Linked DNA regions of Homo sapiens: all the other regions are linked to region 2. Evidence: chromatin loops called from intact Hi-C (ENCODE). Cell type or tissue: endothelial cell of umbilical vein. All regions are shown on one strand. Region 1 has its middle 680 kb from the start of SQOR. Region 2 holds the start of LOC105370802 (a long non-coding RNA gene). Region 3 has its middle 530 kb from the start of SEMA6D. Region 4 overlaps LOC105370802 (a long non-coding RNA gene). Region 5 has its middle 520 kb from the start of SEMA6D.

What was found. Hi-C counts contacts between places; a loop is a spot of excess contacts. Peaks named below come from ENCODE experiments on the same cell type or tissue, not always from the same donor. Only the 100,000 strongest peaks of a DNase experiment are listed, where the experiment ranks them.
Region 1: a loop joins it to region 2, with 7 times the contacts of the local background. A loop is called at or near these places in 26 of 110 quality-filtered maps.
Region 3: it touches region 2 in a loop (10-fold over the local background); 6 of 110 quality-filtered maps call a loop at or near these places.
Region 4: a loop joins it to region 2, with 7 times the contacts of the local background. A loop is called at or near these places in 67 of 110 quality-filtered maps.
Region 5: it touches region 2 in a loop (5-fold over the local background); 6 of 110 quality-filtered maps call a loop at or near these places.

What each region holds. Positions count from the first base shown.
Region 1 is chr15:46,309,548-46,314,547 of GRCh38, forward strand. No RefSeq gene overlaps it. Among named protein-coding and RNA genes, the nearest start is that of SQOR, 680 kb to the left of the region's middle. In endothelial cell of umbilical vein, a CTCF peak has its summit at 2,771 (motif pointing right); a DNase peak (open chromatin) is centred at 2,784.
Region 2 is chr15:45,703,465-45,708,464 of GRCh38, forward strand. It overlaps LOC105370802 (a long non-coding RNA gene), which reads left to right and starts at 1,731. Exons shown (of 5, transcript NR_135680.1): 1 at 1,731-1,825. In endothelial cell of umbilical vein, a CTCF peak has its summit at 2,369 (motif pointing right); a DNase peak (open chromatin) is centred at 2,347; H3K4me3 peaks cover 1,340 bases.
Region 3 is chr15:47,181,244-47,186,243 of GRCh38, forward strand. It overlaps a transcript of SEMA6D not described here. Among named protein-coding and RNA genes, the nearest start is that of SEMA6D, 530 kb to the right of the region's middle. In endothelial cell of umbilical vein, no CTCF peak of the experiment used is centred here; DNase peaks (open chromatin) are centred at 2,158 and 3,128; H3K4me3 peaks cover 1,928 bases; H3K27ac peaks cover 1,390 bases.
Region 4 is chr15:45,788,190-45,793,189 of GRCh38, forward strand. The region is part of intron 1 of LOC105370802 (a long non-coding RNA gene); the gene reads left to right. Among named protein-coding and RNA genes, the nearest start is that of SQOR, 160 kb to the left of the region's middle. In endothelial cell of umbilical vein, a CTCF peak has its summit at 2,355 (motif pointing left); no DNase peak of the experiment used is centred here; H3K27me3 peaks cover 193 bases.
Region 5 is chr15:47,193,801-47,198,800 of GRCh38, forward strand. It overlaps a transcript of SEMA6D not described here. Among named protein-coding and RNA genes, the nearest start is that of SEMA6D, 520 kb to the right of the region's middle. In endothelial cell of umbilical vein, CTCF peaks have their summits at 1,096 (motif pointing right) and 2,360 (motif pointing right); DNase peaks (open chromatin) are centred at 1,121 and 2,411.

The DNA of each region.
Region 1 (5,000 bases), 610 kb after region 2:
AGTCTTTCCATTTGTAAAATGAGATTGGGGTAGTCTCTATCTCTCGTGGATGTTATGAAGATTAAGAGACGGAATGCACCAAATTCTCAGCACGGTGCCTGACACAATAATAAGCATCATCTGAGTGCTAACTATTTTGGGATTTTGCTTACTGAAATGGCCCAGAGGTAATGTTATATTCATTTTGTGGATGTGGGACATGGAGCATAAGTGGCCAAAACAACTTGGCAGAAGGAAATCCTGCTAGTAACTGGCAGAGCTGGAGGAGCCTGTGCCTTAATACTCATTGCCTCTCTCAGCTCCCTGCAAACCCCTAACAACTAACCACATTGTTGGGCATCCCATTGCCTTTCTGTTTAGGATTTGGGAGGTCATTTCATATTCTCAGCTAATTTGAAGAGCAGAGAGAATTTGAATTCCATTTCAGACGATCACATTTTCAGATTCGTTTGGAGATCACTCAGTGGCTGTCAGACATGGGAGTGAGACAGCAGTGAGAAGAGAGAGACGAAAGCTCACTTCTGATGTTCCTGGGTTGGTGTGTCTGTCAAAGGACAACAGGAGAGGGCAGCAAAGACCCTAAATGCAGGGAACTTTGAGGGTGTTCAGTTGGTTGTGTGGACACCTGGGAGAGGGGGACTCCACTGCACAGGAAGTAAACCTGCAACAGAGAAACCTGGCAGGCTATAGCAGTTCCCTGCCATAATCACAGAGCTGGGGTTTGCCTGGAGTTGGACAGCTTAGTGAGGATCAGATTTCTCTATGTACGAAGCACACACAACATCCCAGGGTCAGAAATAAGCTGTAATGGACAAGAATTATAGGATAGGGATATGGGGAGCAGAGCCAAATGAAGTGTACTGCTTTCATTTCCTCTGGAAGGTGTACCTTGGGCAAAAGGTCTAACTGAATTTAAATAATATTTGTTTCCAGAAGGGGCTTTGGAATAGGTAGGTTTTGCCCTAAGAGAGCCTTTATTTTTACCTTAAAAATAGCAGGCAACGTTTCTATGAAAGGAAGACAAAGTGATATTGCTTTATGTAAAATTAACGCTTAGAGATTTTAGAAGATGAAGTAAGGCAAATTGCTTTCTTATTTATGTTTATGCTCTCACCCATATACCCCGCAGTAGCTTAAATGCAACAGGAACTAAGAATAATAGAGTAAAAATATGATGCAATGCCTGATTAAAAATGCAAATTCAAAGTTGCCAGTGATCTTCTAGCTAAGCAGAGTAAACACTGGAAAGGAGAAAAAGCACACTGAGGTTCGCTAAAGGATAGAAATGATCATCCAAAAGAAGTAAGAAATGGGTGCCAAAGGAGGTAAGAAACGTGGAGTCTAGCCTCTGAGGAATAAGAGATTATTGGGTAAGCACTGGTGAATTGGAAGGGAAAAAGCCAAGTGGCCAAGAAAGACAGATTTACCAGGATTGGGGTTTTATTTCTAAGGATTGAGCCAGTGACGCTTGGAAGAAATCCAATCAGTAAATACTAACTGAACACCCACTGTGTGCAAGGCATCGTGGTCTGCCTTTCCAGCGCAATAAAGCAGTATAAAGATGAGAGAGACTTGCAGTGTAACAACTAAAAATACAACATGTTAAGTAAGATAGAGAACTTGAATATCTTGAAGGAAAGAAAATTAAAGCATGTTAAATGCGAAATAATGGTACACAAGACAAGTACAAGTGGACTCTGACTAGGGAGAGGTGGAGCAGTCAGGAAAGTCTTTTGGGAAAGGGTGGTACTTATGATAAGTAGGATAGGATGGGAAAGACTCCAGCCAAGGCGAGAGACAATAGCTTTTATAGAATCAGAACATATTATTAGATAGAAGCAACATTAGGAGTATCCGAGAAAACAGTATTAGAGAGCCTCATTGTATCATTTGTTAGTGTAGCTCCACTTGTCTCCCCCACCCCAGGCCTTCACCATCTGGGTCTGCCCACAGAACAGGGGGCAGCACAGTCCGAGAGGGAAGGGTGTGTTGCTTGGAGGGCATGAAGTGGTAGGGGGCTTCCCTGAGTGGGCTAAGACTGTAGTACTAGGGTGAAGGGGCAGTGCCTAGTCAGGAGGAGCCATGGATCCTCTGTGGGGGTCAGCATTAAAGATATAGTGCAAAACACTTAATGAGGCAGGAGGCTGGACAAGCACAGAAGGATGGCGGTAGGCCAGAGAACAAAGTCTGGTCAGGAGGATCTGTACTCTGAAAGTATAAACCAAAGCACCCTTTTATGTGAGGTCTGCTGCTCTTTACAAATATTCAAAAATTGTCTATAAAATGTAAGTGTGTCATTTAATATTTTCCATAATATGACAGATTTTAATTCATATCTCATATTTTATAGTCTAAACAAGGAGCTCTTAACAGTCATTAGAATCACTAGGAAGATTATCAAAAATATAAGTAATCAGGAATGAACTGGAGTAGGACCCAGAGGACAATATTTCTTGAAATCTTTCCAGCTAGACCTGGGAACCACTAGTTTAGCCAAACTGGGGTCCTCTTTCTTCTTTAAATTTACTCTAAAGTTTCTCTCCTCTATTCTTATTCTTGTGATTTTCATTCTGTTAGAAATGAAACTCTGTTAAGGATGTGATCCTTCTATATTTCTGTTGAAATTCTTACTTAGAAAATGCTGATAAAAGTAGTAGATGCCCAGTTCAGCTTGCTAGTTAGATTACCTTTCTAGGTCTTTGCAGATCAAGGGTCTGTGATTCCATTGGTTTGGCTCTTCAAGCGCTGATGTGAGCACAGTGCTAAAGAATGCCAGGAGAGGGCAGCAGAGAGCTGGGAAGCCCTTTGATAGAGGCTAGAGGAAGTGAACCAAATGGGAGAACCTGTATGTAGCAGGTGGAGGAGAAAATACTTGATCTTTTATGGGGTGCAGGGTATGCCAGTTGTGTGTCCTTCATAAATTAACCAAAGACTATAGTCATTACTCAGATCAGAAACTGAAATCAACAGGGGATGCCACAGGGAGTGGTAGTTTTAAAACAGGAAGGGATGGAAATAGGCTCTAAGATATTGCTGGGAGCCACCAAAGGTAAGCCAGCTATGGCAGGATGTTGGGCCCCTGATAGCTCCTGAGACACTGGCCCTGTCTAGGCATAGATTCATTAGACGTGGACCCAAACCAGTAGAAAAAGCCTTTATTTAAGGACTGAGCAAGTCTTTGCAACCTAGGGGTGCAGGTGAACAGGATAAAGGAAACATTTTAGAGTAAGATTTCAGGGGACTGAAGAAACACTGACATTCAGGAAAAGCAGAAGAGATTCTTACAAGTTCAGTGCCCACATCATAAGGAAAAAATTCTCTGAAGACCAGGATGGGATTCAAGGGTGTTATGTTGAATAGAGGCATGCAAAGGAAGTACTTAACGTGCAGGCCAGGACCAGAGACGGTGCACTAGGTAGAGTGCGGCATCCAGCAAAAGTATTTCAAGGTAAGTTCTGCAAGGGTTTGGGAATATCACAAGGCTTTGTTGGTAGTGCCAATTTAAATCCACCTTAGGCTAAAACTTCCAGAGTATGATCTAGCACCTTGCTACTTAAAAGTGTGGTCTGTAGACCAGCAGTCCTGGCATTGCTTGGGAGCTTATTACAATTGAGAATCTCAGGTCCTGCCTCAGACCTACAGAATCAGAATTTGCATTTTAACAAGATCCCCAGGTGATTTCACTGCATATAATGCATATTAAGGTTTAAGAAACAGCAGACTAGCATCCAGTCCAGACAGGGCTGGGTGGCATTGATACCTGTAGAAGATTAGTAAGGGCATTCTGTAATAAGAAAGTGAGGGAGAATAGCTGCATTTGAATGACAGTAGCTGCAGCCATTAATAGTATGTGAACTCGATACTTTATTTTGGCTTATTTTTTTCAAACCCTACTAGATGCCTTATAGTTACATGCAAAATCAACCAACTGATGTATTTTTCAGAGGCCACAGTAGGGGAAACTGCATCCTACTGCAGTTTGAAAGAAAGTGTGAATCCAAATTAAAGGTGTTGCTTGGGAGGGCAGTGGGTTTCTTAGAAGGTTTCCGCTGTGTATGGTCCGGGGTCTGTGTGTCCAGAAACTAGATTTTTAAAACATTTTTAGGCTAACTCAAAGCAATTAGACCCTTAGACAAAGGACTATTGGTACTAATATCACAAGGGAGTTTATGTTTGTATTAGTTTATTATTGTTGTTGTAATAAACTAACACAAATTTAGAGGCTTAAAACAACACAAATTTATTCTCTTACAATCCTGGAGTCCAGCAGCCCAAAATCAGTGTCACTGGGCTACAGTCAAGGTGCCAGCAGGGCTTGTTCTTTCTGGAGGATCCAGAGAAGAATTTATTCCTTGACTCTTCCAACTTCTAGAGGCTGCTGCCAAAATTAATTTCCTTCTCTGACTCCTGGACTTTTCCTCCATTTTTTTTCTTTTTTTTTTTTGAGATAGAGTCTTGCTCTGTTACCCAGGCTGGAGTGCAGTGGTGTGATCTCAGCTCACTGCAGTCTCTGCCTCTCGGGTTCCGGTGATTCTCCTGCCTCAGCCTCTCAGGTATCTGGGATTATAGGCATGTGTAACCACACCTGGCTAATTTTTGTATTTTTAGTGGAGGCAGGGTTTCACCATGTGGGCCAGGCTGGTCTCGAACTCCTGACCTCAGGTGATCTGCCCACCTCAGCCTCCCAAAGTGCCAGCATTACAGGTGTGAGCCACTGCGCCCAGACTTTCCTCCATTTTTGAAGCCACCGGTGTAGCATCTTACTTGTGTTGTAAGATGCTTTCATTGCCTTCATCTTCTGTGTCAAATATCCCTCTCCCTAGCTCCCACCCTGATAAGGAAGGATAATCTCTCTGTCTGTCTCAATATCCTTAGTCACATCCACGAAGCCACTTTTTCTATAAAAGGTAATATTCACAGGTTTTAAGGATTAAGGCCTGAATATCTTTGGGGGCCAATTAGCCTACCACAAAGTTTAAACCATAATTTTAATTGATGAA
Region 2 (5,000 bases):
CCTATTTCTGCTTAGGTAGTAAAGGAAAGGGGAGAAATGTATTTGTCTAAATTATTTCACTTGCCAAGTAGAAATAAATAAATAAAAATAAAACTTTCATTGGTTTAAGTATCTAGGAAGTCTGGGAAGGAGATCAAGCATGGGTGGATCAAGAAGCTTAATTTCTTAATTTCTTGACCTTTCAGCTCTGACTTTCTTTGTGTTGGTTTCTTTCTCAGGTAGACTCACTTCATATGTTGACCAAGTGGGCCTGGGCAGGGTTAGACTTTCCTGGTCTAGAGCCCACAGACCCAGAGACAATGCCTCTTTTCTGTTAACAGTAAAAATCTGGTGAGAACTTTGAGGATTCAAGCTGGGTTTGTGAGCTTCCCGGAACCAGTCATGTGCTCATCCTTGAAGGAGAGGATTAGGTCAGCCATGTGTGAGCCACATGGACCGAGAATGGGTGTAGGTGTGGGGTTTAAAAACCCACATTTACTACAAGGATAGGAAGGTGGACACATCCTGTCTTCTCCATTAACAGTGTTAATTTATTCATTCATTCTACAATTAGCAATCGCATGGGGCCTGGCCGACTGCTGAGGTTCCTCAGGTGAGTAAGACGGGCTCCAGCCTTGGAGGAGCTTCCAGTCTAAGGGAGCCCGAGTTCACAGAGAGGGTCCCCTAGGACACTGGCACGGCATCCTGCTGGCCAGGAAAGGGAACTGCTGCTCCTCCAGAGAGGATAGGTGGGTTTGTTGTTTTTTTTTTTTTTGCCAGAGAACACCATGGTTCCTGCCAGCACCTGCTTACGACAGCCCTTTCAACGTCGCAGGGCTTGTCAGTGGGTTCTGTGACAGAACCGTGCAAGTAATGGTACGCGGAGAGGGCGCGCGAAAGCGCCTGGCTCGTTCCTGGAGCCCGGGCTGCGGACGCCCCCTGCGTGCTGCGAAACCTGAGGGGTCTCGGTCCTTCCTGGCCTTTTATAGGCCGTGCCTAGAAACGCTTGGCTTGACCAGTTAGAAGTAACGCCACGCTGTGAATGTTTACCACCTGCGCACTGTCAGCGCTGAGTAAAGGGGCCCGAACCCCCGGTTCCAGGAGCCCCTGCTCGCCTCTCCAGCCACCTTCCCACCAGCCCACAACGCACAAGGACCACAGCTTCCAGAGGCGCCGTGCGCTCTCTTTCCAGGCGCTTTCCCCCTGCTGGAATGCTCCACCCCTTCCGCTCGGCGAACTCCTATTCATCCTTCTGGACTCCTTCCCAGAGCTAACTACAGACCTGAAAGATTTCTTCTTCTGCGCTCTCAGGGAACAACAGTCCTTAAAGTCCAGCTCACGCTGCTGTGCTGCAGCGTCGCTCTCGGTCCCCTCCACTGCACTGGGTCTCCCCACTGCACTGGGCCCCCTCTTCACTGCACCCGGCCACTCCACCGCACCCGGTACCCCGGCCCTCTATGGCACCCAGTTCTCTCTCCTCGGCACCCAGTTCCCCGCCCCCACCTCCGCCCCAACGGCACCCAGTCCCTCGCACCCAGCACCGCCCCCGTCCCTCGCACCCAGCACCGCCCCCGTCCCACCAACAGCACCCAGTCCCCCCGCTCCGCCACGGCACCCAGTCCCCTCAGGGCACCCGGTTCCCCGCCTCCGCCAAGGCACCCGGTTCCCCGCCTCCGCCAAGGCAACCGGTCCCCCCCCCCCCCGCCCCCCGCTACGGCACCCAGTCCCCCGACGGCTCTCGGTCTCCTCCACGCCGAGCCTCGGAGAGCAGGGGCTTTGCTTTTCCGGCTGAGGTGTTCAATAAACATCTCTTAAACAAAGGAGTGCGCAAGTGAGATAATATAAGGTAAGTGCTTGCCACTATACGAATGTACAGAAAGGAAGATGTTATTATTTTACTTCAGCCCCATATTTAATTATAAAGCATTTGTGAGCAAAGCTGATTAACACTGATTTCTAATTTCTAGCGTGAGACATGACGCTTGGGAGACAAGCTGTAAATGAGACGTGGGGCTTATGTTTTCGGTAGGTGAGATTTAATGTACACAAGGGTAAGAGTAGGAAACAAAAGTAATTCGAAGTTAAATATGGTCTTTTTGGTTAAATTCTACGGGTTCTGGGAGGAGGGCAATACCATTTCCTGCTGAGGTGAGTTTGCTCACCCATTGCCATAATCACAATCGTAATAAAAATAACATTAATAACTACAATTGATCGAGCTCTTTGAGGCGGACATCGGGTTAGGCATTTTGGATCCAATTTCTCATTTAATCCTCACGACCATCTTGAGGGAGCGCATTTTACCCGTGTTTTACGGGGGACTGAAGCTTAAGGAGCAGTAACTTGCCCAGGTCACGTGGCTAGGAAGAGACAAGGTCAGGTCAGAGCCACAAGAGGGCGCTCTTCCCCTTTCTATTCTATGTTGTCCTGTGGTTCCCGCTTTTCCTCAGGGGCACCTTCCACAAATGTAAAAACCCCACATAAACATCTTGTTTCTCTGTCTTCCTCCTCCCCAGTGTCTCTCTCTCCTCTCAGTCTGTTTGTCTCCTCTCAGTTTCTCTCTCCCTTTCCTTACTTGTTTTTTGTCTCTCTCTTCCTCCTTGTTTTCTGTTTATTTATCTATTTCAGGGGATGGGCAGCCTTGGGAATATGGGCTGTAGGTAGGAAGAGAACATTTCTGGAACTGAAAATTATGCTGCATCTTGTCTAACGGGAAGCAAAATTTTTGAATGTGGGAATCTTGTAAAATCTAGACGTTGGTCATCAATACACATGGCATGAAACTGTAAAACTATGAGCAGCTGTGGTGAGTTGTGACTGGGAAGCCACATGGGGTGTGTATGAGCACATGCATTTGCAAGCTTCCCTGGAGCTTCCTCCAGGTTACTCCTGGGTTCTGCCTTTCCCTGGTTACACTTAGGATTGAAGCCTCATTCACCTCTGTGTATTTGCTCATGCTTTTCCTGTCACTGGTGTTAATTTCTGTAGTCTCTCTGCATGTTTAACTAAATTCTACCTCTTTTTTTTTTTTTTTTTTGAGACAGAGTCTTGCCTGTTGCCCAGGCTGGAGTGCAGGGGTGTGATCTCAGCTCACTGCAACTTGAGTCTCCCAGGTTCAAGCGATTCTCCTGCCTCAGCCTCCTGAGTAGCTGGGATTACATACAGGTGCACACCACCACGCAGGGCTAATTTTTTCTTTTCCTTTCTTTTTGTTTTTTTTAGACAGAATCTCGCTCTGTTGCGCAGGCTGGAGTACAGTGGTGTGATCCGGGCTCACTACAACCTCTGCCTCCCAGGTTCAAGCGATTCTTCTGCCTGGGACTACAGGTGCGTGCCACCATGCCCGGGTAACTTTTTTTTGTATTTTTAGTAGAGATGGGGTTTCACCATATTGGCCAGGCTGGTCTCGATCTCCTGACCTTGTGATTCGCACCCCCCCCCCGCCACCTTGGCCTCCCAAAGCGTTGAGATTACAGGCGTGAGCCACCGCGCCGGGCCTAATTTTTTTATTTTTATTTTTAGTAGAGACGGGGTTTCACTTTGTTGACCAGGCTGATCTTGAACTCCTGGCCTCAAGTTATCCGCCCTGCCTTGGCTTTCCAAAGTGCTGAGATTGCAGGTGTGAGCCACTGTGCCTGGCCAAAATTCTACTTATTTTTTTATAGAGGAGTAGTACAGGCTGTTTCTGACTGCCCCATCTGTAAGTAAACAATCTAGTTTTGAATTGTCAATTGATTTAAAAGTGATAGTTTTCAAATCTTCATTGAGGCATTTTGTATCCATTGATTCTTTCTGCCAGGGCACACACTCTGTCTACGTTATGCACTGAAGCCTTTCTGTGTATCCTTACTGGGCCTTGATGCTGGGTAACTGCACGATTCTGGTAACCAAACCTGGTGGCACATCCCAATCAGCTTTTTCAAAATAGGGCTTTCTAGACTTTCACCTGGAGATTCTGTCTAGAGGTGTTTGGGCTGAAGCCTGGCAACTGTGTTACATGAACAGTTGGCCCCCATCCCTGGGGCATCTGCCTCTGCTGCACTGATGCCTTCCCCAGCTCACATCATGGCTGCATGGGGCCAGAGGGGGTTCCCTGTGATGCTTGCAGAAAAGCTTGGGTCTGCTGGTAGGAGTGGAAAATGGACTGCTGCCCACTCCAGAGTGGCTTTAAAGGACAGTGGAGAGGGAGTCTTCCTAATGAGCAGAGCTGTGAGCAGTACCCTTGTTTGTCCATCTTGTATGGAGGGAGAAGGGGCCCGAGGTCGCTTACATGGACTCCTGGGGAGTGGTGACTGATTTGGTTGCAAGTCTGGAAAGAGCAGGAGTGGAAGATCTGAGAGCAAGAGTCAGGGTGAGGTGTGGATGAACCTACAGGAGTGGGCAGAGAGCACTCAGATCTCCCTGCTGGCCATCAATACCCGGCTGAGGGTGAGCACAGCAGAGGAGTCGCTCAACAACCGGGTGGACAAGACGACTCGTCTGGTAGACGCCTGCCAGCCTCTGCCCTTGGTCACTCCAGTGCTCATGTTACCAGAAAGGGGTCCTGATCTAGATCCCAAGACAGGGTTCTTGGATCTCACACAAGAAATAATTCGAGGCTAATCCATAAAGTGAAAGCAAGTTTATTAGGAAAGTAAAGGAATAAAGAATGGCTACTCCATAGGTGGAGCAGCCTGAGGGCTGCTGGTTGGCTATTTTTATGGTTATTTCTTGATTATATGCTAAACTAGGGGCAGGTTATTCATGAGTTTTCCAAGAAAGAGGTGGGCAATTCCCAGAACTGAGGGTTCCTCCTCTTTTTAGACCATATGGGTTAACTTCCTGACGTTGCCATGGCATCTGTAAACTGTCATGGCACTGGTGGGAGTGTCTTTTAGCATGCTAATGCATTATAATTAGTGAATAATGAGCAGTGAGGTCACTTTTGTTGCCATCTTGTTTTTAGTGGGTTTTGACCAGCTTCTCTACTGCAACCTGTTGTATCAGCAAGGTCTTAATGACCTGTACCTTGTGTGGACCTC
Region 3 (5,000 bases), 1.5 Mb after region 2:
AAGGATGCTAAAATCCTAAATAAAATATTAGTAAATTAAAAAAATTGTAAACTATCATGTACTTTAGGCAATATGGTTGGGTAGTGAGCAACAAATTTAAATTTTCAAGTCTACTTTAAATCATATAAGTATATCCCAGTTATTGTATGTATTTATTATTTGGAGATAATGGCAAAGTCTAGATCGGAAGGCTTTTATATAATATGCTGAGAGCTAAATGTTCCTCTCTCCTCCTCCTTCACTCCCCACAAATGATTGGCTTCATTGGCCACAGAAGAGAAAATTGATCAATTGCTTGAAATATCTTTTTGTTTCATCCCCAGGTATTGAAAGTCATCTTGCAGATTTGGGAACTGTATTTTCATTTCCTTTGGCTGTTGTAACAAATTACCACAAACTTGGTGATTTAAAACAATATACACTTATTTCTGTACAGTTCTGGAGGCCAGAAGTCCAAAATCACTTTCACTGGACAGAAATCAATATGAAAGCAGGATTGTGCTTCCTTGAGAAGCTCTTGGAGAGAATTCCTTCCTTGCCTCTTCCAGCTTCTGGTGGCTGCTGCCATTCATTGGCTTGTGACTGCATCATTCCAATCTTTGTCTCTGTGGTCACATTCCCTTTTCCTCTTCTGTGTCTCAAATTTCCTTCTGTCTCCTACTTAAAAGGACCTATGATTGCACTTAAGGCCCACGCTGATAATCCAGGATAATCTCCCCTTCTCAGGATTCTTAATTTCATCACATCTGCAAAATCCATTTTCTTCCATATAAAGTAACAGAGTTTCTAGGGGATTAGAACATGGGTATCTGTGGGGGCCATTATTTAACCTGCCACAGGAACTGACATTGCTCACTGCTGGGTCCCTGAAGAACACAAATTGGCTTGTTGGTGGGCTTGGCCAGGAATCGGTTTAGCTGGAGATGCCTTTCACTGATTGTGAAGGAGGTCCTAGAACCCAAACGTGAAGGCTCAGCGATCTGTCACGCACACCTGATGTCATGAGCATGGACCATGTCCCTCTCATGTTTCAAATACAGGCCACAGGTAGGGTCCATAGTCCCACCACAGAAAGCAGTTCTTGTGGTATTGAGGTCAATTATATGTCCTCAAAAACCTGAAGTTCTACCCATTTCATTACCGTCTCTTCTTCCTGCTATGATGCTAAGTGTGGATGGGTAAACATTCATTATTTTTAAAATGCTCATTAACATGTATTAGGTGCCAGGGATTATGGCAGGCCATTTAAAGCATGGTGGTCGAGAAAGCAGCCTCTGAAGCAGATTGCCAGGGATCTAATTTCTGCTCCACTAATTACTGGCTATGTGATATACCTCTATGCCTATGTTCCCCGACTATAAAATAGGCTCTATCTCACAAGGTTGTTGAGGATTAAATGAGCTATTATGTGTTAATGCTTGGACCAATGGCTGGCTGCTACCTGATCTTTGGTCTCTCTAGACTTAACAAATGTTAATTACTATTTATTTGAATGGAGAAACCAAAGAGATATGGAGCCCTGTGTGAGACACAGGGATAGCTAAGGCAAGATATGTTCATGAAAGTAATTTTAAGTTTAGGAGTTAAGACAATAAGTTTAACAAGAGGTCTGAGCATTGAGAGGTGTTTGTTTATTGTTTTTTAGAACTCTGACTTAAGTGAGTCAAGCAAGAGAAGAGAAAGAGGGAGGGAAAAATAAATGCTATTTTTGGAGGAAAGATGGTTGGGTAAGCTCTCTGTGGTACTGGTAGGCAGGTTTTGCATGTGGCTGGGTAGCTGGGCAGTCAAGTATTGCATTAACGCCAGCCTGATGCAGCTTGGGCTGGTGTGAAGAACCATGGGATCTCTAAGGCTTAGGGGTCTTCACATTTAGTGACCACCAAGTTACCAACCTGAGTATCATCTTAGAAAAAGTGGGTAATACTTACAAGGAAGACTTGTTTCAAGAATTAAAGGAACGTATGAGCAATCATCCAGCTAACTCCAAAATGCTTTGTTTTCCACAGGACTAATTATATGGGATACAAGCCAAGCATACAAATTGAAGTCTTCCTTCCTTTAAATACCACATAAAACCACCAAAGCTTGCCTCATATTTAAGGGACATTCACTCCTTGAACATTGTTTGAATACGTACTGTATGCCGAGGACCACACTAGGAGCTGTTGACAAAGTTATGAATATGAGTATGAATTATTTCTGCCTGAACAAACTTACAGACCAATAGTTCTGCCTAGAGAAACTTAAAGACCAGTAGTAGAGGAAGTAATCCAAACAGGAAAATGTCACATGAGTGATAGGTATTATCATGAAACTAAGAACAGAATGCTGAGGGAAGCCCTTAGAAAGGAACTTCTCATTGTCTGCAGAAACAGGGAAAAGTAAATATAAAAATATTTCCACAACAATAACAGCGAGGAAGCGGGCTCATTAGAAAAGGGCACGTGTGGCTTGGATTGGGGTAAAGAGGGTGTTCTGGAACTTTGTGGGCCTTTTTGCATATGGAGAAAAGCTGGGCTGACAGTCTAACTCCAAAGGCCAATGAACAGCGGTTAGATGATTAACACCTGGGAATACATTTCTACAGTATTAAAAGTGATATGTAGCTCATTTAAAGAAATACATCTTAATATGTAGTACACAATATATCTAAACCATCGCAACGACAAAATCAAAGCAAGGTCCTTTGCACCGAAGGGCCTGGGGAGATGTGGGCGAAGACCCCAGGACCTTTCCCCTGCTCAGAGACCAAAGGGTTTTCAGAGCGGAGGTGGGGGCTCCCGGCAGGGGAAGTTAGAGCCGAGGGAGCGGCAGGAGCACGTGGGCTGAGTGGGGGTGGGAGGACGCAGACGGCGGAGTAACCGGTGGAAGTGTCAAAGAGGAAGGAGTGGAGGGCTGCTGAGGTGACAGGGTGTGGTCTGTGAGGGAGCGGACGAACCCGGAGAAGAGAGCAGAGAGACCCACCAGGACTAGGAGGCAGCGGGGAGCGTGCCTGCGTCGCTCGGAGCGGTGACAGCAAGGAGCGCAGCGCGGAGGCCGGGCGGCAAGGGGAGTTTCCAGTCCTCGATAAGTGGAGTCCCTGCTCTGCGCTGCGCCAGCGCCTTCCGCCTGGGCCCGCGGTGCTAGACACCTGCCGAGTCCGAAGCGGGAGTCAGGCTGAGCCTTCGGCCCCCAAGTAAGTCTTCCCTTTTCTCTCCATTTCTCCTCCGTCGCCTTTACTTCTTTATCTGCGAAGCGAGGAGCTGCTGACGGAGGTTCTGCGCGAAAAGCGCACCGGGGAGCTCTGGCGGCGTCCAGGATGCTCCAGCCTCCCGGCGCGCCGCGGCCGGCGCAGAGACCCGACCGCGAGGCCCGCCGCCCGGTTCCCGTGCGCAGCATGGCCCGAGGCGGCGGCAGAGTTGTTGGCACTGATAAGACCCGTCTTTTGTGTCTTGCCCGATCCCGGAGCTGTGCCAGGCCGGGGGGAGGGAGCGGAAGCCACTTTATGGCTCGTGGCCCCACCTCTTGCCCCCACCCCAAATCCTCCGGGATTTCAAAATGCCGCGGACTCGGGCGCAAGTGAGCGCCAAACCCGCAAGCTGGGCGAGTTGGATCCGGGTCGGCAGCCGGCTGAACCGCCACGCTGCCCCGCTTTTTTTATTTTCTTTTTAGATACGGCATCTAATTGGTGGGTGCTGGGAGGCAGGGCTGGTTGGGTGAGCACGAGTACCTGGGTGTAGGGAACGACCTACCTTCTTGCTTTCCTTGGGGTTTAGAGGGGAAGGGGTGGGGGCACCCAGAGCCCCGAAGCCCGGAGCGTCCCGCGCTAGCGGGCTTGCGCGCGGCCGGCGAGCAGGCGTTCTCTGGGTGGGTCCCTTGTCTGGCTCATTGTTCGCGGTGACTGTTCTTGGGGCCAGGCTGAGCGACACAGACACCGCTCACCGGGCTGTAAATAAAAGTGACGACTTGGAGGAGTGGGGGTCAAGGCTGCCGGGAGGGAAAAGGCTTGCCCATTTTAGAAACCGACTTGGAGCTCGGAAGAGCAAACGTAGTCGACAGAGAAAACCGCTCCTGAGTGCGAAACTTAGATCTGACTCTAATTCACAGAGACAGCCTAGTAAATTAAACCCTCAGGAACAGGGCACGGTATTTCCCCCATTGAAATTGTTTTCAGAGTAACGAAGATGGAGTTTTAAGTGTTATTGACAGCTGGCCGCTTTCTCTTGCTAGCACCTGTTTCCCTTAAAGATTCCTGGGTGGGGTTTATTTTTTCGCCCCCTCCCTCCTTTTTTTAGAATGTGCATTTATTCCATTTGTGCCTTCAGCTAGTCGAGTTGCATGGTGCTGGGAGGAGAATCCATTTTTGAAAGCAAAGTGCAATTTCCACTCTACAAATGGCCAAGCACTGGTGTAGACGTCCATTGCTCCCCCACCCTGGCCGCATGCTAACATTCATGGAGGCAGACATGTGTACCCAGAATCAGAGGGAGCCGGTTATCCTCAGTTGGAGATCCCAAAAGACTTCTGCATACAGTTCCTTTCGTTGGATGGTAGATACTCTTATTTGACTTTCTTCCATTCTTTAAATTACAATGGTATCACCTGTTCATGGTGCCTATTCCTTAGCCCACTACAAAGGAGGATGCATTTTGCTGGGAAAAAAATGCTCTTTCTTTTTCTGAGGTCCGTGGGTAGTATTCAGAATAAGCTCTTGACAAGAGAAATTATTAAATTATTATGATTTCTTATATATGTGTGTATATATAAATATATATGTACAAGTTTACAATATTGTCTACAAATATACAATATTTGTGTATATATATGTGTATATATGTATGTATGTGTGCATGTATATATATGTGTGTGCATATATATATACACATATATAGTATTTGTAGCTGGTTGTAAATCCCAGTAGTTACTAATGCACCCAACTGACCTGGTTATATTTCACTTTGACATCCCTGATGGACCTGCTAAGTGTATCAATCTGATGAAGCCTGGAGTTCCAGCCCTCA
Region 4 (5,000 bases), 85 kb after region 2:
GGGTTTGGAAATTACTCTGAAGGAGGTCAGAAGTCATTGGAAGGTTTAGAGGAGATGAGGGCATAATCCAACTTATGTTTAATAGAATTACCTGCATTCTGTGTTAAGAAGAGATTTGCAGGGACACGGGCAAAAGCAGGAGGCCAGCTGGGCCTTTCTTCAAAACTTTTGGGGGAAGAGTACATTCTGTTGGGATTTCAAATATATATAATATATATAAGAAATATATACGTACATATATATAAAAGAAATATATGCGTGTGTGTGTGTGTGTGTGTGTGTATGTATATATATGTATGTGTGTAGGTATGTATATATTTAAATAGAGACAGGGTCCTGCCATGTTGCCCAGGCTGGTGTCAAACTCCTGAGCTCAAGGGATCCACCCACCTCGGCCTCGCAAAGTGTTGGGATTATAGTTGTGAGCCACTGTGCCTGGCCTCTGTTGGGATTTCTAATGGTGCCACATCCCTCTGCACTCTTACTCTTCTCTCTAACCTGATATTTTTCTTGGCCTATGGAAATGATGTGCCACATTTAAAAATAACCATTCTGAATCTGCTTTCATTTGGATTTTGTGATTTCCCCGAAGGATTTGGCCATTTTCCAGTCTGGCCCTAGGAGTCAGTGTTTTAGATAATCAGATAGGCTCACCATCTTGGATACTGAACAAATGGGTAAAATAGATCCTTGGACACCAACTCAGCCAGCCCAGAAAGAGATCATCCTCTACACATAAACATGAAGGACGACCATTTTGGAGACATGCAGCTTTCACCCCAACTTTCATGCTTATAAGCTCAGTATATGGAATTCCTAGCTCAGCAGTGGAGTTGAGGGCCGCCTCTTTCAGACATTTTTAATCAGCCAAATTACTTGTGAATTATTGTTTGATTACCATTTTACTCAAAGTGTTTTATTTAATGCTTTTAACCTTGAGTCCCTTGGCTGGCTTCCCATCTGCTAGTTTTCTTCCATGCATTGACCAATTAAGAATTAACCTGACTTCTCACAAAATCTATCCTACCTCCCAAGCTTGGCTCTGCTTATTCTCTTCACTGTATCATGCTTTCCATTTTCTGAATGTGCTTGTTCTCTGGATGGTTAGAATTTCACATTAGTTTAGTGTTTTATGTTCCCTAAGTTTTTATATGCAACAAATGTTAATTCCCTTGAGCTTTTGTCTTGAAAGCCATCCTGAGAGAAGTGGCCTTTAAGTTTGGGTGGCTTCTTTTATTTTCCTTTATTTCCCTCTGACTATAGCTCTCTTCCACTTTCTTTAAGACATGAGTTACTTTCTTAGTTGGCACAATTCTACATGTACTTTAATTTTAGTTGGGATGAAATAAATGGATTTTGGGAGTGGATAGAGGAAGAAGTTTATTAGTTGTTTGATAAATATACGTTGACATGATTTTTTTTTTTTTTTTGTACTTGAAGTGTTTTGGTAATACTTTTCTTAGATGGAACCTACTTTTTCATGACGAGAGATTATGAGAGAGAAAACTTCATTGGTTGAGAGCAGAGAAAAGACGATACCAAAACATGCCTTTAAAATCTATTCTGTGTGTGGACCTGTGCCAGGAAATAGTGTAATACAAGACTATAAGCAGGCCACATTTTGCCAAAGTAAGTTTTTAAAAATTCTCGTGAAGAAAATTTTATTTCCCTTTGGGGCTACATTCTTGACTAAGAGTGTGACATTAAAAAATCATGTATATAATCATCAATATTTATAAAAGAAAATTATTATAAAATTAATTATGTAAAATAAAAATTTTCCAATTTCTATATAATATTTTAATATAGTATATATATTTAGTACAAAAAGGCTTATATAATACAAGACATTTATAACCTGTAAAATATAAATCTATTGCTTTATAAATAACCCAAAGTATATAACTTAATTCTTGCATGATTATTGAAGCTAATGCCTATTTTGTTTGCTTTCTTATTATTTAGAATATTTGTAAAAATAATTTTAATGACTCAAAAACAAGAGCTGAGATATGTATCAGGAGAAAAGAAGATATTTGTGCTTCCATCCTGGAACAAAGTCATTTCTACCAAATCCAGAGCTAGACTACATTGCAGACACTGAGTAAATCATTGCTTTGTGTTGTAGACAATAGTGATGGTCTGTCTTTCACGGAACACCATGTTTACAAACAAAAACATCTCTCTCTTTCAGGTTATAGTAAGACAGGTTAATTCACATTCTCTTAACTTTTAATGCTCCAGCCAGCTCTGCCTTATTGCAAAGACCACTGCATCTTCTCTGTAGAGAACACTAGACCTAGACCATTTATTTATTATATCTCCACCACCACCCCCTAGTGGCAGTCACCCTCATCTCTATCCTGGATGACTGCGATAGTCTCCTAATTTTCTTCTTGTTTCTACTCTTGTTTACCTTCAATCTATTAGCATAATCTTAAAACATGTAGATTAGATGTCACTCTCAGGTTTAAAATTTTCCAATGGCTTTTCGCTGAACATAGAATGAACTCCAAACTTTCTCTTGCAGTCATCAACCCTGCACAATCTGGTCTTCCTTTTTTCCTGTGCCATCTGCCCCTTGTTCAGTCTGCTCAGCTCTCTGACCCTTTCTTACTGTTAGGGCTCACCAAGCTCTCTTTTTTGTCTTGGGAACTCTGCACTTGCTGCTCCTTCTGACCCTCTGCAAGGAATTTTCTTCTCCCAGCTATTGCTGTGGCTGGCTCCTTCTCGAACTTAAGGTCTCAACTTAAATTACCTCCTTGGAGAGTCTTCTCTGGCTCTGCCTAAAACGACCTGCTCTCACCATTCCTGTTATTCTCTGTGACACATATTATAATCAGTAATTATTTTTCCTATTTGTCTATTTTGTTTTTTATCTACCATTAGGCTATAATAATACCAGCTAACTTTTATAGAGTACTTGCTATGTGCCAGGCAATGGTGTTTAACATGATTTAACTTGTTCGTCCTAACAACACTATAAATTAGGTATTCTATTATCACCATTTTACAGATGGGAAAACCGAGGCATAGAGAGGTAAAGTATCTTGCTCAAGGTCACACAGCTAGAAAGTGACAAAGCCAGGGGTAAACCCAAGTGGCCTGGCTCCAGCACTCGGTCTCTCACCTTTATGCTCTGTGGCCTCCATGATGGCATGTCTGCCTTGCTTACTATTATGTGCCCTGTGCCAGCACAGTGTGTGAGGCAGGGTGTGGCAGGGACAGTTTTCCGGCTTAATATAGGTGAAAATCAGCCGTATCCAATGAACCCCTGGGCAGGGAGTGGTGGGGCACTGAACACTAATGCAGAAGGAGAGAGGATCCAGGCAGATCAGCTTCCTCTGTCAAGAATACCATCGTTGTTGGAAAGGAAAAGTGGCTGAGTCAGCTCTGTGTCCATCACTCAGATTTATCTGACATCAACCTCCACTGAACTTATCTGGGGCCCCATGCAGAGCAGGGGTGTGCAAATTAGTGGTGAAAGAGATGTTTTATCCAAAGGTGTGTAAAAAATCAAGGCACAAGCTGCATTGTTTTGGGCCATCTCTGACAGAGGAGATAAGCTTTCTTCTCTGCTCACTTACTCTTCTCTTTTGCTGAAGACCACCATCATGAAGGCTTCGCAGCATCGGTGCAGGTGCCAGGAAGGGGCATCAGTGACCAGTGGAGACTGTGCTGAGGTCAAGTGGAGTGGGAAGCTCCTGCAGTCTGAAGGAATCATGTGTAAGCAATTTCCTGAGCACAGCCTTCTCTCTCTCTCTCTCTCTCTCTCTCTCTCTCTCTCTCTCTCTCTCTGTGTGTGTGTATTTGCAGAGTCTGAGATCTAACATGAAAGGACTGGGGGCCAGAGTGGGCTTTGAGTTAATATTGTGACTATGACTTCATTGGTGTCCATAGCTGATGAAGCCTGGGGAAGCTTTTTACTGTAAATCTTCCATTCTACAAGCATTTATTCAACACACACTTACTGGATATCTACTATGTTCCTGGCACTGAGATAGGACTGGAGATACTGAGTAGCAATGATTCCTGGCTTCAAGCAGGTTACAATGTAGAGGATACGAAACATAAGAAAGTGTGATAAGTGCCAGGGTAGAGAGAAGTATCAACATTCCAAAGAATGCTTTGGAATTCCCAAGAACGCAGCACGTAATTCAGAGTGGGGATGTGAGGGGAAAGGCAGAGGAAATATTCTAGGGACACAACAGTTGATCTGAGTCTGGGAGTGTGAACAAATCTGGATAGACAATAAGAGGGTAAAGAGGCTTTGAGTAGAGGTACCAGTGTGTACCGAGTTATGAAAGAGTGAGGGAGCATGGGAAACCACAGGCACTGAATATAGGTAGGAGAGTGGGGTGTTGAGATGTGATCCTAGATAGGTAGCTGGGAGCTGGATCATTGGCATTTTTATGGGTTTGGATCTTATCTGAGGCCAGTAGAGATCCACAGAATTTTTTAAGACCGAGAGGTGCTATTATTAGATTTATTTTAGAAAGGCCAGTGTGGAGAATTGTTTGGCCGAGACTAAGACTGAAAGGAGAGGCCAATTAAGAGACTTTGCAGTAATGCCGGTGAAAAAGGGTGGAGGCTTAACTGAGGTGGGACAGTGGACTGGAGAGGAGGGGAGTGATTCTAGGGAATTTAGGAGGTAGAATCCACAGGACTTGGTGACTATTTGGATGTAGGTGTGGGTGAAAAGAGATTTTAAGATTGTTACTACATTTCTCATTTGGTTGACTTGGTGCATGGGTGGTACCACTTACTTAAAAAGGAAAGACAGAAGAATAATATGACTGTGTGTGTGTGTGTGTGTGTGTGTGGCACAATAATTTAAGTTTTGAACATGCTGAGTTTAGATGCCTGTGGATCATTTCAATGGAGAGTTCCTATGGGGAGGACTATTAAACTGGCACATAGTAAGAACTTATTATGTTTGTGGAATGAAAATAATAGAGTTCTGGGATGCAGGTATAGACTGTAAGTCATCACTGCACCAT
Region 5 (5,000 bases), 1.5 Mb after region 2:
CTGTCTGTGACTTCTATTAATCTGCAGAATATCTCTTACTCTTTTTATTCACTCTTTATTCCTTATTGTCTCTTTAATAGACCTTATCTCAATTTGAGCTTTTCTTTTGTTTGGTTAACTCTTTTCCCCTCTATTTCATGACTAGATTTTAAATTCTGTGAAACAAGGATAATGTCTGTTGTGATTACATTTGTTCCCTTAATACTTAACAGAGAGTACAGCATATGGTAGACAACTAAATAAATATTGGGTGAGTGGGTAGGTGGATGGATGGATGGGTGGATGGGTGGATGGGTGGATGGATGGATGGGTGGATGGGTGGATGGGTGGATGGATGATAGGTTTGGTTGGCTGGCTGAGATTCTTACTATTAAGATCATGGAATTGTATTTCTGAGAGAAGCTAACTTAATATTTACAAGGTCAAATATATATGTCATATATGTGTCACTAAGGAGATACAGAAGGTTAAGTTATTAACACTCCTTATCATTTACTTCTGGTACCTAATGTCTTAAAAATGCTTGTCAAAACACCGGTGCATTTTGAAAGAGTTAGAGAGTTTGAGAGGGAGAGTGGGGAGGTAAGTGGACTGGGGGACTCTAGACTTGAAGATACTTCAGGCCAGGACAGACCTATGGGAAATTGCGTGTGGGGGCTAGGGAGTGGGCAGGGTTGAGGTGGAAGTATTAAGGTGTTGGTAGTCCAGGCATTCAAGAGGAAGTATCAGATCAGCATTTCACAAAGAACCAGGTCAAAAATACTACATAAAGTAACTTCTTCTTAGCTTTAGAGAATGTTCAGTAGGGCCTTGCACACATAGTACCAAAATATGTGAATGAAATATTTGTCTAGGAAATTACAGTTACCTGATGTCATGACATAAAAACAAAACTGTTTTCTTTCTTTGACTCAGCCAGTTTTTAAAATGGTAGTCAGTCAACTGGAGTATGTACATATGTGAGTGTATCTATCTTTACAGACAAACTTTTTGTTCCACCTAGGAAGATACTTCATATGGAAGATGTTTTCATGTACTGCTTTTTATCATAAAAGTATAAAGGCCTGGAAAGTTTTGTGTTGAATGATGTTCTCTTTGTCTTACCAGGAGGTGTCACTACAGCTCACTCAAACTTAACTAGTGCATTCTATAGGGATCAACCGGTGTCAGCACTTACCAGAATAGCATTACCTGCCTACTAAGTTTTCCACCAAGTTACGTAAAGGAAATTTGATGAAAAAAAGAATCATTTCCAGATGCCTATTTCTCCTCCATACAAATATTCTTATCATTAATTACCTGAAACTTAAAAACTTGTTTAATATTCTAGAAACAAATGGCATTTTTACTTTCCCTTGAGTGTTAAGTGGGGACAGTGGAGAAAAAAAGAGCAGAATAAAAAGAGGAAAGATGGACACAGAGAAACATGAAAAGAAGGGTGAAACAGAAGTGTTTCCAGTGACAATGTGCTGTGTGAAGACCCCAGAGCACATTGCTTTCTCACCTGTCTTACTTGGGCTGCATCATCCGTTCCCTGCCCTTTATCTCTGCCCAGATAAGTCTAACTTTCTCTGCCAGAGCTGGGATAATTAGAACAAAAATGATTATCTGGTGTTGAGCTAATATACTATCACAGCTCTTTGACATATATAATTTTCTATCTCCCCTGATAACATTATAAGATAGGTATTAATACAAAAATTTTCCAGGGGAAGAAAATGAAAATCAGAAAGTTTGCATGATTTGTGGTTATAATTGTGTATTTTACCATGGTCTTACCAGATGTCAAAACCACACTCTTGTTCTTTTCATGATGCCTCTAAAGGATCACTCTCACGGGAGACTTTCCTAATGTCCTTTAACCCCTGACCCTGACCAATTTAGGTATCTCTTCTCGGGGTTCCACTGCATCTTGTGCTCGCCGTGTTTGAACATTTATCATGAATGAGCACAGCCTTCTATTCTCTTGTCTACCTCTTCATCCAGAGTCTGAGCACTTTGAGGGTGGACACGATGTCTTGTTGAAAGAACAGAATGTGAGACCCCCATTAACTGGATGGGTGAGTAAGAGGAAAGGCTCACCTACAGATGGGGATTCAACGTGGGTGAGCGTGTGGATGAAGGACAGCAGAGAAAGCAAGGCCCCCCAGGCCACCTGCCTTCACCCACCACCACTGGCCTCAGGTGCTCCACAGCAAGTTATCAATGAAGGGGAAAGTTTCAGATTTTTTTTTTTTTGGAGACGTGAGAACAGGGTTAACCACCCAAGAAGCAGGTGATATTCATCCAGCATAGCCCACACGTTGTAGGTCCACTAGGACTGGAGGGAAGTAACTGGCATCTGAGGAGCTATGTGTTCTGCTGTCCTCCAGGTGGCAGCATGGCCCAGCTGTTGGAGACAAGCTCAGTTCTTGGACATCCCTAATGCTGCCAGACTCAGAACTGTTCTCAAGGCGTTTAGTGCCCTGGGAATGATTAATGGCTCTGCCCGTTCACTGCACCCGGAGGGTAATTGAGCCTGCAGTATTTTGGAGGCTGCAGAGAGGCTTTCTGAGCCACTGTCTGATAGAAGGGGCTGCAACATTTTGGATATTATATCCCTTGGGAGACCTCCTGGAGGACATTTGTGTGCCAAAAGAGATCTTTGGTAGAACTCTTTAAAGAGGAAAAAAGACAGCCCCCCTAAAATATGGGGAAATTGAGCAGTTTTAACGTTTTTTCAGAAATTTGGTTTGCTGTATGTTCCATATTCTTTTTTCCTTCTTTGGTTCTGAAATAATATTCCTTTCCACCTGACTTAAAGCAAATCCTTTGGAAGGTAGCTTATGTTAATTGACTGAGTATTTTGAAAGCATGCAGGCAGAGCTATGTAAAATGTCTTAATTTAAATCAGCGCTAAGCCCTTTCATATTGTAAGCTGAGGTATTTAAAAGTAAGATGATTGGAAATTTCTAAAGTTGCACACGATTCAAGAGAATGCGAAACATGTTAGAAAGAGCTACTGGCACGAGGCTACAGCATCCATTTATTCTCAATATACACATAATATCAATTATAGAAGACAACCAACAAAAGATCTTAAGCTTGTCAGGTTGGGTTTGTGTGGCTGCTTCTGTTCATTAGAATTTTGAGTAACTGGGAAAACTACCAGATTCTTAATGGTTTCTTGAACAGGATATACTAGGAGATCTTAGCACTGTTAAGAAAAAAAATCACATATAAATTCAAAAAACCTTTGCTCATCTATGTGGCCAAATGGGGAATCTAACCCTCCCCCTTTCTGTAGTTTGGATTTAAGTACCTGTGGTGGTGGTTTTTTAGCTTCTTCTGTGGATTCATTAATATCACTTTGGTACTTTCAAGAACAGTTGTTCTTCCCTAACCTGTGAGATTTTACTCTCCATTATAGAAGAGTCTCTCCTCCTAGCCTGTGATGATTTGATGCTGTACCCTGTATACGAGGTTATCTTCCAGATGTTTAGAGAGCCAAACTTAACTGGTTCTCTGTGTGCCAACACTTTTAAGTTTTCACAGGCAGTGAGTTTAAGGTCTTTAAATCATTGGAATAGAGTAGAAAATCAGAAGAACAATTAGGATGGCCCCTCAAATTCTGTTTTTAAATTAGGTTACAGATGTGCATAGACTGCTCTTCTATCTTGCCTTGCTTTGTTAAATTTATCTCAAAGATTGAACTTGCAAGTGTCTTTTTTTTTTTTTGTAATGAAGACCTAAGCTAAAGATTGAAAGAAAGGAGTGGAGAGGGGGAATTAATTGAAATAAATCCACAATAGTTCATTCATAGCCTCTAATTTAACTACCACAACAAAATTAGTGGGAAAAAAAAATCCTAGCATTAAGTCTTGTTTGATGATTCTTGACTCACTGAAGGGCTTTTCTCAGCCTACCAGTTTCTTTGGCTGTTTTGGATAATTTATCAGAAATGTCTTGAAATGACCTCTTGATATGGAGATCTGTATTCCCATGCCGTCATTAATTATTGCACTGTTTAATATATACACACTATGGAGTACTCTAAGTATTATTGTTTATATTTCTTATTTTTTTTACTAATTTTTCAAAATACAAATTTCTTTCTGTGTCATATTTGTAAACTAATAATAATTTTTGGATATATTTAAATCATTTCCTTGGGGAGTCAAAAGGCTTACTGTCCTAGAAAAGGACAGAGTTGGTATTACCTGACACATGTAACATAATGCCCTCCAACTTCATCTGAGTTGTTGCAAATTACAGATTTTCCTTATTTTTTTGTGGCTGAATGGTACTCCATTGTGTATATACCTCATGATCTCACTCACACGTGGAATGTAAAAAATTGATCTCATAGATGTGGAGAGTAGGATGGTGGTTACCAGGGGTTGGTGCAGAGGGTGGGAAGATCTTGGTCAAAGGATATAAAATTTCAGTTAGACAGGAGGAATAGGTTCAAGAAATCCATTGTACAAATGGTGACGATAGTTAATATACTGAATTCTTGAAAATTGCTGTGGGCGGATTTTGTGTTCTCACTACAAAATATGACAACTCTGTGAGGTAATGCATATGTTGATTGGCTTGATTATACCATTCAAAGTATGTATTTTTCAGGATTTGATATTGTGCAATATAAATATATACAATTTTATCTGTCAATTAAAAAAATAAGATATGGATCCCATTGTGTCTAGGATCATGTTGATTCCTAAAGACAGAGCTCTAAGGAAGTGGATTAGGTGAAAACAATAACAGCTTGGCCTCCTCCTCTGCTTAGAAGGGCTCCTGTGTTGTGTAACTCCCAAGTGAATCTTTCACACCAAGGGTGGTCCAAGCAGGGACCTGGATTCACACTTGCAATTGGATGAGATTTTTTTTTCTCTTTTCTTTGGGGAGGATAACGGTTAATTAGTAAGCAAGAGAACCAGGATTCAAATTTAACTTTTTCTAAACCCAAAGCCCAAAATTTTCATTCTGCTTCCTTGACACCAATATTTTTGACAAAC